2 separate regions of the Homo sapiens genome follow, and region 1 is linked to region 2. The links are chromatin loops, found by intact Hi-C in ENCODE. Cell type or tissue: A673. All regions are shown on one strand.

Region 1 (2,500 bases), 1.1 Mb before region 2:
GGGGATTGGAATATTAGTTTGTTTACACTGGAGGAAGTAAAGAAAGGAAGAAAGCAAGACAAGAAAAAAGACAGCAACCCAGGAAAGAAAAGTCAGACAGTGATAAATTGTGAATCTGGTGTAGGGTTGTTTCTGATAAGGAAACACCATAGGAATCAGGACCTGGGAACTTTCTTTCAGATGTATACACATTTCCCTAAAGCAAACTGTTAAAGACTTTTAAACATAAAACTGTCACAGCAGAGGGTATCAGGGAGAAATAATGGTGTTCTCACACGCAGCTCAAAGTACTGTACAAAATTTGCTTTTTGACATCTTTGCAAGACACCTAGAGGCACAAGGGGGCATATTTCTGTGATCTTTGTAGAATCCTGAACACAGGTACACACAGCTTAGAATTCAGAACCCCAAAGTTCCTTTAGACAAGTTTAATAATAACTGAACCTAAATACCTGTCTATCTTTGATGCATGTATTATACAAATGAAAACTAATGAAGCACTAAAGAACACTGTGTTCAAACCCAAGAAATGCAAATCAGAAAAAACAAACAAACAAACAAACAAAAAAACACTTAAGCCTTGACCAAGAAACGCTGGTTCTAAGCAGTAAGGCTAGCCAACTTGCGGTGATGCATTCAGCCAAACGAGAGAAGAGAGAAAAGGAAAGAGAAAAAGATCCTGAAAAGGTTTTTTTTTTTGCTTTCAGTGACTCACATATTTATGTTTCTGTGTCATCTATCTGCCTATACCATTTCCCCTCCTTCCCTTTCCTTCCATGTTTCTATATGTTGCTAAATCCCTTCTGCCCCCGCCACTCCCTCTCTTGCCAACTCTTCCATTCTTCGGTGATTTGTTGCTGACTCCCCTGCAGGTCCAGCTGCGTGCTTTTCATTGTTCTGTAAGTTGCCTCCCCCCCTTCCCTTTTTCCTCTCCATCTCTGAAGTGAAACATACGTGCATGGTCAGCAGACGCACAAACACGCTGCTATGCTAACTTCTCTCTGCCACTTTCCGGTGATGGACACTCCGAATGTTTAGCACAGCACGCCGAAATGTTGATGTAACAATGAGAAGCTCTTCACCTGCAACGCTAATTAATCGTAAACACGTTCCTTTCAAGGTAGGAGTTCTGGCACTGATGCCTGGAGGAGAAATTGGATTTTCTTTAGAAGGCAAACAAAAATCCCCTTCAGATGCTAGGTGGCAGTGTTAACTCACAAACAGGCACACATCTAAGACTTGCCAAGTCACACATGTAATTTGGTTTAAGTGAGACGGACAAAAAAGTGGAGAACTCATAGAGATGGTTTGACGCCAAAAAATAAGTTGCCGCGACTGTCCATGAAGGAGTTCATAAACATGCAAAGTTGAGCGTTACTCTTTAAAAGGATTCCTCGCCAAAGACAGCTGATATTTTAAGTGTCTGCCTTGTAATTTCAGCATCAAGATTTCAAAGCAATATTGTTTTTTAAAAATATGACGTTGGTAGAGATACCCCAGATGTTTAATATTTTTCCTACTCCACCTGAATTTCCCATCTGAATAAATGTGATCAGTATTCATAGCAACTAGAAAAGAATCTGAACACCAAGCATTGCTCTTATTATAACGGGATCTCAGGGACAGGTTGTCTTCCTCTTTTTCCAGGTGATCACTGCCACACAGTTCTTTCATTCCTAAATTTCCCAAAATAGGATCCCCAGGGACACCTTTTACTCTTTCTTCTCTTTTACATGCCAATCAATCACCTTGACTTGTGGATTCACTCATATAAATATTGCTGAAATCCACAGTCACCTTGTAAGGCCTGTTGCTCGTGGTTTAGTTCAATTCCTTATTTTTCTTCCTTAGAAGATTGTGGTAGGCTATTAGGTGAACATTCTCCATTTCATATCTTTCCCAACCATATATTAACCACAAACATGAAGAGTGGTCTTCTTGAACACGCATCTGAGCATATAACTCTTTTCCCTAAAAAACTGGGATGGATATGACTTATATATAGGATAAAGTGCACATACACATACATATACCTTAATGAAACTTATAAGGCCCCTTTATGACCTGGCCTCATTTATCTCAACTTTTTCTTTTCTCAGGCTTCCTCCTTACGCATTGTACAATCCAGCCACATATATTCCTGAGGGATTCTCTTTATATGTCAAATTATATCACACCTCCAAGCCTTTTACATGCTGTTCTCTCTGCCAGAAATAATCTTCCTTCCTTTTCTCACCAGGTAAACACCTTATTCAATCATGTATTTATTGTGCAAAACCCCAGGGCAAATGCTACCTCTCTGAGCTTCCTAAGTGAGGTTAACTGTCCTATGTGCTTATACTTACAGATACACATATAGATATAGCTATAGACACACACCTTTATGTAAAGGGTCTCTCAGTTTATTGTAACTATCTTTTTATATAAGTTCTCCTTCAATAAACTATGAACCCCTAAAAAGCAAAGTTGCTGATGTAGTCATGTATGTAGCTCCACAGAT
Region 2 (2,500 bases):
ACCCAGCGCTAGCAATTTTGTCCTGCAAGCATGAAATACATTGACCATTATGAGCCAGCGCAGCGATTACCCGTGAATTCTCGTATTCATTCTCTCTCTCTCTCTCTCTCTCTCCCCCACCCCACTCTCTTCCTCCCTCCCTCTTCTCCTCCTCCCCCCCTCCCCGTGTCCCCCTCCCCCCACCCCACTCACCGTTCCCTTCCCTCCCGCATCCCTCCTCCATCTCGGGGCAGAAGAATCTGGTGGGGCTATTTTGCAGAGAGATACAAGTACCAGGTGCCAAGCGGATACCTAGCCTCCTAAACTTAATGCCAATTCCCTCCTGAAAGAGGAGGAATGCAGTGATATCAGCACCGGGGACACGGGGATAGCGAACACCACCGCGGCTCTTGGAGTTTACAGAGGAGCAACCCCAGCTCCGTCGCCACCACCTCGCGCAAAAGCCCCCACCCCACCAAGACACACACACACACACACACACACACACACACACACACACAAAACACGCCGCTCTATCCTGCCCCCCGTTCACACGCGCGCGCGCACACACACACACACACACACACACACACACACACACACACAAGCCCTGGCTTCTTTCCCCATCAACACCGATGTTGCAGCAAGTCTGTCCGCACAATCCCGCACGCCTCAGGACCCAGCCTGGGCGCAGAGCTGGCAGGGCAGGGAGCGCACCGCAGGACTTGTAAATAAACCCTGTTCCATCCAGAACCGGAGCGCTTCTTACTCCACCGACCACCCCGGAGCCCGGCGGCAGGGAGGAGGGGGCGCAAGGGGTCAGGGAATCCTCCCCCTACCTTGCAATGAGAAGAGGGACAGGAAAAAGCCCAGCACCCAGACGCTGTGCAGCCAGTAGGTCCTCATGTCTCCGCTGCGCTCGATGCTCCCTCGCGCGCTCCTGCTCTCGCCTCTTCCGCTCGCGCTCTCTCTAGTAAAACGCGCCGCTCCTTTCCCTCGGTTTCCCTCTGGGTTCTCCTGGTTCCGGCAACCCGGACAGACAAGCCTCTTGCCGCACGACGGCCGGATCCCAGAACAGCCTTGCTCTCCTCTTCGGGAGCGCAAGCCAGGGGCCGGGATGGACGCTCGTAGCCCGTGCCTGGTGTAAACACACCGAGCCCCCTTGTCCCTCGAGCTCTCCCGCTTTCCTGCTTCCTATCCTCCTCTCCCTCACTCCCCTGCAGCTTCAACTAAATGCGATGTACTTAAACAAGCAGCGCCTTATAGGACCGCGAACCGAGCCGAAAGGGCCCCGCTACTGCCATCTAGTGCTCACAGAACGGCATCGCCGCGGCTCTTCTTCGCTGTGTGTCTGTGCCAAGTCTATCCAACGCCGCCAAAGTCCCCTCTGCTCTCAGCAAACACAGGTGAAGCTCTTGCCTTCTTAAATCCTTGACTTGACCTTGCTGTCCCATAAGTCCTGAATTTCTCCTTTTCACGAGGAAGCTCTTGGAACATGCTAGCCGCACATCTTCATCACCTCATTGCTCCTCTCCCTCTCAGAAATCTCCAGTGCTTTCCTAACAACTCTATGGAAATTTTTCTCCAAATGTCACCATGACCTCCACCAAAAAGTCCAATGGCCTTTTGAAGCCTCATCCTACTTGATTTTGATGCTGCGCTTCACAGCGTGTGCCATTCCTTTTTATTTGATTTCAAAGTCACTGGGTCAAAACAATTCTGGCACTTCTGACCTTCCCTCCAAGAGCCCTCTGGGTTCCTCTGCACTTCTTGGTTTATATCTTCTGTTATAATTTCTTTAAGTTACTTGGAAATAAAAGGTCTATTACAGCTACACGAGGATGGAAACCTCCACCACTAACCTCGTGCTTAGCCCTCAGCTTAGACTTCCCAGCTGGGTACCAAGCATCTCAAACTGGATGACTCAGGGCCAGGGCTGAGTTGGGTGAGTAGGCAGATGGGGCCGCTCTGAAGAGCACTGACTAGTAGTTAGGAAAGCTGGATTTCAGTTCTGTTACTGTGGCCTCCACTCGTTGGGGACCTTAACTAAGTCATTCAATCTCTGAATTTCATTTTATTCATCCATGTATTTACATGATAATGAATATTGGTCCCTTCCAACTGTTTGTAATATCTATGCTAGGTTTCTCCACCTTGGCACTACTGACATACTGTACCAGATAATTCTTTACTGTGTGGGGCTGTCTTGTGCACTATAGGATTTATAGCAACATCCCTAGCTTCTGTCCACCAGCTGACAGTAGCACAACCCTCATCCTCCTAGTTATGACAACCAAAAACATCTCCAGGCATTGCCAAATGCCCCCTGGAGGGAAAAACTGACCCAGTTGAGAACTTCTTATCTATACCCACGTGATTTTCTTCAGGAATTATTCCCCTTTTCCAACTTCCCTGTTTCACAGGCTTCAAGAACTTTTAGAAGTATATTTAATTCTCTCTTCTCCAATTTCAGTTGATCATCAGTCTCACCACGACAATGTGTAAATGTGTCTAAGATGTC

The links. A loop is a pair of places that touch in the nucleus more often than their neighbours do. Peaks named below come from ENCODE experiments on the same cell type or tissue, not always from the same donor. Only the 100,000 strongest peaks of a DNase experiment are listed, where the experiment ranks them.
Region 1: it touches region 2 in a loop (3-fold over the local background); 10 of 110 quality-filtered maps call a loop at or near these places.

Annotation. Positions count from the first base shown.
Region 1 is chr3:116,863,334-116,865,833 of GRCh38, forward strand. No RefSeq gene overlaps it. Among named protein-coding and RNA genes, the nearest start is that of MIR4447, 14 kb to the left of the region's middle. In A673, a CTCF peak has its summit at 1,206; a DNase peak (open chromatin) is centred at 1,228.
Region 2 is chr3:117,996,364-117,998,863 of GRCh38, forward strand. LINC03051 (long intergenic non-protein coding RNA 3051) reads right to left here and starts at 1,216. Exons shown (of 3, transcript NR_182298.1): 1 at 819-1,216. RefSeq lists an enhancer at 887-1,433. In A673, a CTCF peak has its summit at 1,299 (motif pointing left); a DNase peak (open chromatin) is centred at 1,248; H3K4me3 peaks cover 837 bases.